Regions from separate parts of the Mus musculus genome. Here region 1 is linked to region 2. Evidence: chromatin loops called from intact Hi-C (ENCODE). Cell type or tissue: heart. All regions are shown on one strand. Links, peaks and the distances in the headings refer to the core of each region. The heading gives the core; the rest is flanking DNA. Region 1 overlaps Pdzd2 (PDZ domain containing 2). Region 2 overlaps Pdzd2 (PDZ domain containing 2).

The links. Hi-C counts contacts between places; a loop is a spot of excess contacts. Peaks named below come from ENCODE experiments on the same cell type or tissue, not always from the same donor. Only the 100,000 strongest peaks of a DNase experiment are listed, where the experiment ranks them.
Region 1: it touches region 2 in a loop (2.3-fold over the local background); 1 of 42 quality-filtered maps calls a loop at or near these places.

The regions. Positions count from the first base shown.
Region 1 is chr15:12,502,128-12,506,521 of GRCm38, forward strand. The region is part of intron 3 of Pdzd2 (PDZ domain containing 2); the gene reads right to left. Among named protein-coding and RNA genes, the nearest start is that of Gm52211, 12 kb to the left of the region's middle. In heart, for the core only: no CTCF peak of the experiment used is centred there; a DNase peak (open chromatin) is centred at 1,864; H3K27ac peaks cover 333 bases.
Region 2 is chr15:12,575,198-12,579,591 of GRCm38, forward strand. All of the region lies in intron 3 of Pdzd2 (PDZ domain containing 2), which reads right to left. It also overlaps the pseudogene Gm2606. Among named protein-coding and RNA genes, the nearest start is that of Gm41273, 74 kb to the right of the region's middle. In heart, for the core only: CTCF peaks have their summits at 2,021 (motif pointing left) and 3,233 (motif pointing right); a DNase peak (open chromatin) is centred at 2,294; H3K4me3 peaks cover 330 bases; H3K27ac peaks cover 579 bases.

The sequences.
Region 1 (4,394 bases), core at 285-4,284, 73 kb before region 2:
CGGACTGTCCACATCTCAGTCTCCTCTCTGCCATTCCAGAGTGTGGACATCACTAGCCAGACTACACATGGCTCTCCTGGCTCCAGAAGTTCCCGGCTTAATTGAAAGCGACAACAGGGAAAGAAACGGAACTTTGAGTGCGTAGCAGTGTTAAAGGACTCAGAAGTCAGTGTTGAGCAGTTCCCAGAGGGGCTGCCAGCTCTAATCAGGCCACTGGGTACTTGACGAGGGCGGAACAGAATCACACATCACCCGGGATTTCCCCGGAAGAGAGACATGAAACACTCGCCCAGAGTTGCACAGAGAGGCATCTAATCACCTCCTGGGTCAGTCCATCATCAATAGCTGGGCTGGAAGAGAGCTGCGTCTTCCTTCTCAGGAGAAAAATGAACCAGGTCCTGTTTCCTCTTTTACTGATGAAGGCAAAGAGGAAAAAAAGGTGTAAAGAATAAAGTGGCTGTAAAATTAAGAACAGAAGCCCCAGCTGGCAGAGTTTGCTTCTACTTAACAAGCTGGGGGTGAAACGGTACCTCAGTGGCTAGGAGCACCTGTCGCTCTCGTAGAGGACCTGGGTTTGATTCCCAATACTGGACAGTTCACAATTACTTTTAAGGCCAGTTCCGGGGCCTCTGAGGGCGCCGGCACACACACGTGGTGAGCATGCATACATACATGTAGGCATTTACGCATCCACCACCTCTAAGTACCAGAGAAGCATGGGTGTCATTGTACACGCCAGCTGTAATATAGGAGGAAGAATTCTAAAGCATCCAGAATGCCGCCCATGACATCAGACGCTTCTCTCTGTGTCTCGACTTCCTTTGCTTCTCACCCAGATAACCACGGGAGGCTGGCATTTCCACCTGAGTGTATTAGTGACACATTCTGCTCAAGGCTGCCTTTCCTTTCCTTCCTTTCCTCTAAGGACCTCCCGCCCCTCCCTCCTGGGCACCTCTACTCTAAGCTCTTAAGAAAACTTTCTGCCATTTCTCTTGTCTTTCTGTATGTTCTCCAGTGTGAGCGATGTTATTTCCTGTCTTCCCTAACTCCTAGCAGCCATGGGTTTATAATATGCTCTACCTGGCTGGCGCCAGGCACAATCACACACACACACACACCTACTCCAGTCCTGCGGCCCTGAGGGTTTCCCTGGATCCTAAGAGATCCTGACTATGGCTACCTAGTGTTTGGACCCCAGTTTCCCTTGCCACCTCCACCTGGTAGCCTCTACTTTCCACAGAGGCTGCGGTGCCCCCCTCCCCATCCGAGTGTTGGCACCAGGCTTCACCAGTGCCTTCGAACCCTTGCTAGCGCGTGGCACCCATATCTGCCACAATTCCATGGAGTTTACAAACACACAAATGAGACCACATCTGCTACGGGTGCCAATTCACACAGAGCCGTCTGCGAATTCTGATAGACACTCTGATAAGAGGCTCAAATCTATTTCCCACTCCCATAAGCTGACCACAACAAGCCTGCAGCCCCTCTGTTCCTCAAACCCCTGGACACAAACTTTTAACTTTTTTTTTCCCCTATAAGGAGATCTCCTTATAACCCTGGACTACCCTGGTACTCGATCGGTAGACTACTCCAGCCTTGAACTCACAGAGATCCACCTGCCTCCATTTCCAGAGCACTGTCATTAAAGGCACGCACTGCCGCCACCACCCAGCTGAATGAAATATTTAGTCCACCAATACCCAAGGGAGCCCTCAGGAAAACAACTGAGCGCGTTCAGGTCACAGTCTTGCAAAAGTGACCCTCTTCTCATCACAACAAGCCCAGTCTAAAAATAGACGTAGCTGGCTTAAGACATCCCAAGGTCTCAGAAGGCAAACACCACCACACCTAGCTCACATGGCCATGATTGCTGAGCTGGGACAGCCTGCGCCCCCAGGGTATGAGGCAACACAAGGAAAAACAGGTGTGCACACTCAGCTCAGGCTCTAAGGCAATTGAGGACCCAGTGGGAGGAGAAGTTGGGCCTCTTCATCTGACTGAGGACTCGCAAAGGCGTTCTCCCAGGACTGATAAGACAGTGTTATTATACCATGGTAGGCGACACAGAGAAGCAAGTCGCTGCACATGGCCGCCTATCTCTGAGTAACACCTAAAGTCACGGTACTGCTCCACAGCCCCCATATAGACCGATACAGCATCCTGCTGCTCTAGGACAAACGATTCAGGCCTTCTAGTGTACAAACCAGGATTCTACACCTGAAAACCTCCCAAGGCAAAAGCAATGATAGGCAGGCAAGACAGACAAACAGATACACATGGACACACAGATGCGTAAACTCCCACAGGAGAAGCTCCAGTTACTGGGATCCAGTCTGTGGAGTTCCGGAACCATCAAAGGGAATGCATGAGGCCCCAGACCCCACATTTGTTTTTCCATAGCTCCCCGACATATGTTCTGATCATCACAGCCCCTGTAAACCAACCTCCAACAAACATTCCTTGAAGAAAAGAGGGCTGGCTGGGCTAGGGGCATAGCTTAGTTGGTGGAGCGTTCACTCAGCGAGAGTTCAACCCCTCAGCACTGAATACACTGGGTGTGGCGGTGCACACCTGAAAACCCAGCACTTCAGGATGATTGAAGTTCAAAACCATCCTCAGCTACGTAGTAAATCAGAGGCCAGCCTGGAAGCCCGGTAGACATAATAAGGCCTATCCTACAAACCAAAACCCAACAGCTGTGTTTAGGAGTATACGAACAAAGCTACGGTCTACAGGGGCACTGTGAAAAGTTGCTTTCCCTCAAGACAAAATAGACGGGGCCAGCTCTGAGAAGGCCCAAGTCCCCACTAACTCGTCTGTACACTGGCAGGCTCCTATCTAGCAGTCAGAACCTATCTGTGGGGCTAGGAAGAAGGCTCAGAGGGTGGAGGGCTTACTGTACACGCGTGAAGACCAGAGATCGGAGCCCCAGAACCCATATGAAGAACCAGGTGGGTATGGTGGCCTGCTTATATCCCGAGCATGCAGACAGTGGAGAAAGGAAATCCCCAGAACAAGCAGGTTAGGTTTAGCGAGAGGCTGTGCCTCAAGATAGAAGGTGTTGAGCAATCAGGGCTAACCTCTGATACCTGCACTTATCTGCACACTTATATAAGTAACTTGGCAGTGACGCCAATTAAAAATCGGTAAATTTAAACAAGACATGTTTTCCCAGAACGCAGGTATCACCGCAGAGTTCTACAAACACCCAACACCAATTCAGTCTTTTATTTATTGATTTGTAAAGAAAAGGGTCTTGATAATGCTCCCCCAATCAAGTGTGTCTAACCTTTTAACACCACAACAAAGTCTTGTCATCTGCAAAGTTCCAACTGAGACCCACAAAGAAGAATCACCAAAAGAGAAGCGGAACTGTGCCCATGTTTACCATTTTGTATTGGGCCACATTCATATCCTATCCTGGGTACATGTGTCCCGGGGATGTGTGGTCGTGGGCTGCAGAGTGGACATCCCTACCAGAGCTTCTAAAAGAAAACAGCAATTCTCCATGAAATGCAGACTCTTAGGGACAACGAGGTAAGTATTTGCCACTCCAGGCCATCTGCATGCCCTATATTCTACGGCTCTCAACCTCCAGGTCCGCCAATTCCCACCAGGCCCATCATAAATATTTCATGCTGCCCTAACTTCCTACAAGCACCGTAATGTCAGAATCACTGAGGCCGCTAGCCTGAATTCTGGCTTGCCTCACCAGCTTTCTGTGTCAACTCTGTGAATAGGAAGTCGTCAAGTCATGGTGCAGCCTTGATTTCAACGGGACCGCGGCTAAATCACTGTCTGGGAAAATGGCATCTACCCCCCCCCCCCCCATCTGCCTCTCTCACGATTCAGTCGGTCCTTCCAAAGTCTTATAGCTGTCCCCTGAGACATGAGCCCCCTTTTTGTGAATTTTCCTTTTCAAAGCAAGAACCTTGTGTAAAGAGGAAGGGGTGAGGGAAGGACCACACAATAAAGTCTTACTGTTATAAATTTTAATTAAAAACAAAACAAAACAAAACAGTTTCTACTGTGGTGGGGCTGTTTGGACATATGACACTTGAACTGGGAATTCCCTCAGCTTTTTAATTCAGGGGTCACGTGGTTTGGTAGGTAGCCACTGAATGGACATTGACATTCCAGTCACCCAGATGCAGCGACAACATCTGTCTCCAGTTCTCAGCAGCACAGAGAAGCTCCAAGGTGGGGGGAGGAGGGATGGAGAATGACCCAATTAAAATGCAAATGAGCCTGCAGACTGTTGCTGCTAAATGGACCCTGAAGGAAAATTAATACACATATTGCAAGCCCTTGGGGCGGGGGGGGGGGGTAAATCGAGATTTGAAGGCACCCAGAAAATGCAAATTGAAATCCTGATGATGGCTTTATTTCTA
Region 2 (4,394 bases), core at 187-4,186:
GAGAAGGCCGGGGCCCACTTGAAGGGTGGAGCCAAAAGGGTCATCATCTCCGCCCCTTCTGCCGATGCCCCCATGTTTGTGATGGGTGTGAACCACGAGAAATATGACAACTCACTCAAGATTGTCAGCAATGCATCCTGCACCACCAACTGCTTAGCCCCCCTGGCCAAGGTCATCCATGACAACTTTGGCATTGTGGAAGGGCTCATGACCACAGTCCATGCCATCACTGCCACCCAGAAGACTGTGGATGGCCCCTCTGGAAAGCTGTGGTGTGATGGCCGTGGGGCTGCCCAGAACATCATCCCTGCATCCACTGGTGCTGCCAAGGCTGTGGGCAAGGTCATCCCAGAGCTGAACGGGAAGCTCACTGGCATGGCCTTCCGTGTTCCTACCCCCAATGTGTCCGTCGTGGATCTGACGTGCCGCCTGGAGAAACCTGCCAAGTATGATGACATCAAGAAGGTGGTGAAGCAGGCATCTGAGGGCCCACTGAAGGGCATCTTGGGCTACACTGAGGACCAGGTTGTCTCCTGCGACTTCAACAGCAACTCCCACTCTTCCACCTTCGATGCCGGGGCTGGCATTGCTCTCAATGACAACTTTGTCAAGCTCATTTCCTGGTATGACAATGAATACGGCTACAGCAACAGGGTGGTGGACCTCATGGCCTACATGGCCTCCAAGGAGTAAGAAACCCTGGACCACCCACCCCAGCAAGGACACTGAGCAAGAGAGAGGCCCTATCCCAACTCGGCCCCCAACACTGAGCATCTCCCTCACAATTTCCATCCCAGACCCCCATAATAACAGGAGGGGCCTAGGGAGCCCTCCCTACTCTCTTGAATACCATCAATAAAGTTCGCTGCACCCAAAAAAAAAAAAAAAAAAAAAAAGACCATAGAGAGTCAGAGACTGCCTAGGGGTGAGGGAGACAATGCAATCAGTGGATTGCTTACCACACAAGCATGGGGACCTGAGTTCGGTCCCCAGAATCTATGTAAAAAGCTGGATGTGGCAGCATGCGTCTCGAATCCTAGTAGTGATGGGCAGGCAGACACAGGAGGATCCAGAGGCTTGCTGGCCAGCAAACCTTGCATCAAACTGCAAGCAGGGTTTTTTACTCAAATATATTATGAAAGAAAGAAAGAAAGAGAGAGAGAGAGAGAGAGAGAGAGAGAGAGAGAGAGGAGAGAGAGTCTGAGAGGAAGAGGAATGGAGGGAGGGAAAGAGAGAGCTGGTTATTTCAGGCTTAGTGAAGAACTGTCACTTAAGACTGCCAGGGACCCTCACTCCTGCCTTCCCACCGTGGTGGCAGTGAACAGATAGAAAAAGCTCTTTCCCCCTTTGCTCTGGCCCAATTGGAAACCAACACAATAGCCTGAAGAACTGAATGTATGAGGCAGGAGTCACCTCACCTTCTAAGCTGTGGGGTGTGTGTGTGTGTGTGTGTGTGTGTGTGTGTATGTGTGTGTGTGTGTGTGTGTGTGTATGTGTGTGTTCAGGTAATTATCCCATATGAACCAGACACTTTTTCAACACCTCTCCTTTCTGTTTACACCCATGCTCCATTATTTTCTGTCTTTCTAATTAAAAAGGAATACATGTCCCCAAATCATAAGAATTATGTCTCCCTTCGCCGAGTAACTGAAGGCCAACTGAATTTGAACCGCTTCCTTTCACAAGCTGTAACCCCGGGTCTCTCCATTCATTGAAACTAAAAGAAAGAAAAAGCTTTCGTTTTGTTCAGCACCTGTTAAAACACACCAGAAGAAACAAGAACAACCTTTTCTAAAAAGCAATCTACACATGCCAGACAGCCAAGAGACGACTAAGACTGCCATTGTTTAATGTGTAACAGCCACAGAACCGCCTCTTCACCTGGCTAGCACTAGGTGCTATTGTAGGGTCTCACCAAATGGTAGGCAGCACCTTACAGCACATTTCTTACCACATTTCTTGCCCTGCGTGCCATCACAAAATAAACTTAATTAAACAGTGCCCTCCAGAGGCCACTGGGAATTTAACTGTCCTGACAGATTCTGGAAAAAGTCCAAAGAAAAGGCAATTTAATTTTCTTTTGTGTTTATGTGGAGTCAGTACTTGGGCATGGCGTCCCTCGGTGGATGAGAACCAGCTCTGTCTGTCTCCACAGTGGACCTCTGACCGGGGTTAATCTGTTGGCAAAACATCCTTTACGAGGACGAGGAAATATCAAGGAACACTGCAGCTGGGCATGGTGGGAACTGGTGGTGCCTCCCCTGTCCTCCTGGGAACCGTCCCAGGCTGCATGCCTAAGCTGTGTCCCTCTGAATGAGCTGGCTTTCTCTCTCCTGTGACAACTGTGTGCTTTGCTCCAGCGGCTTCTGGGACCTGATTCCATGAGACCTTTCAGTCTGTTTACACCGCTGAGCAGCCTGGCCTTATCCGCTCAACTTAAACTCCCAGGAGACCAATCCAGCTGTCAATCAAGCCTCCAGGCAGGATCAGGATTGAGGTTATCGATCACATGTGGAATGGCCGATAGGTAGAGGTTGGGATGGGGATTTGGAGGTGGAAGGAGAAAGGGCCAGAACCCCGAGGTACAAAACAAGTTAGAATACCCAGCACTTCACGCAAGAAGGGGACTAGTGCTTCAAAGAATGTTTTTCTACTATGCATGAGCCACTGTTTCTAGAGGGTACCATGCACCACTGTTCATGAACTCCTAAACATCACTTCATCTAATCCCCTCAGCCTCCCATAGGGTCCGTCCTGTATCGGCCTTATCTTCACAAGGACCTACTGGCAACAATGTCTACATGTTTAGCGGTTCCCCCCCACCCCAGGCTTATTTCCATTTGAAAGTGTGATCCAAAGCTTAGCAAGGTTGAGCCAAGGTCTAAACCAGAGCTTCATATGCTGATGCTGAGCTGTCAGCATTATCCACCTTCTCTACCCCCCCCCCGGGGGGGGGGCAGCCCTTACAGCAGCTACAGAAACCCCACCAGAACAGATCTCATTCTCAGGGAGATGCAATCACGAGGAAGGTGTGATTCCCGCATGGAGAACAGTGAGTAGAGACTAGGAGGGAATTATTACTGACCAGGTCACTCTTTTCTCTCACTGTGTAACAAATGCCGCGCATGCAGAGGCTTTGGGGAGACACCCATCATTCATGTGTTCAATATGGTTTTTATTCTGTACATGGATGCTTTGTTTGCACACATGCCTTGTAGCCTCAGAGGCCAGTAGAGGGCGCTGGATCCCTGGGACTGGAGTTATAGATGGTTGTGAGTCTCCCTGTAAGCGGTAGGGATTGAACTTGGATTCTCTGGGAGAGAACATCTGCGGAGCCATCTCTGCAGCCCTTGCTGTGGTTCTTAGGGGAGAAATCAAGTCACAGGGTAGACTGGCTCTGCTCAGCAGGGCATAAGGCTGGCAAGGGATGCTGGCTGGGGCTGCCAAACCATCTCATCTACAGCTCAGGCCCTCCAAGATCCCCCTGTGGCTGCCAGAATCCAGTCATTCACACTTGTAGGATTAAAGTCCCATCCCTGACTATTCGCTTGGGTATCTGAGTTCCTTCAGGCCAGATGGGAACACTATCCCGATGCTTTCTGCTTCTGGCTAAACTGCTTGGGGAGGGTTCATGCGATTCGGTGAGACCCCACCCTGACCATTTCACTTTCTTAAAGTCACCTATGCTATGAACTATGACCTAATCATGACATCAAGCTTAGATTCTGTTGCAGGGGCTATGAGGGCCCAGACATGGCACAAGGGTGAAATCTCAGGACATTTTAGAAACCCATCTATCTCCTACCTCCTGATTAAATACACAATGTTAAGCCAGGCGTGGTGGTGCACTCCTTTAATCTCAGCACTCGGGAGGCAGAGGCAGGCAGATTTCTGAGTTCGAGGCCAGCCTGGTCTACAAAGTGAGTTCCAGGACAGCCAGGGCTATAAAAAGAAACCCTGTCTCAAAAAAAAAAAACATAAACAAATAAATAAAATAAATAAATAAACACACAATGTTGTCTACAGGAGTGGGGAGAGGTAAGATCTCTGGGGGGGGGCACTCGAACTGGACTTAGAAGGATGGAATTCCGTGGAAAAGACAGCATCCCCTTGGTGGCCTTAGAAAATGCAACATCATCACTAAGGAGCTGGTGTGGAAAGTGTGACAGGTAAACATTTCAAAAGTATCACAAGAAGTTTCCACTATCAGGCGGTAGAGGGGACCAGTCAGGAAATGACACAGTGCTGCCGGACAGCAGGAGGCACGGAAAGGAAATGTGGGCAGACATGTACAGCCACAGTAAACTGGCTCAGGTAAAAAGATTACTGGTAGGTGGGGTTTTTATAGTCACACTGAAATTTAGAAAGAGTTAAGATATAACTTTGTTGCCCCA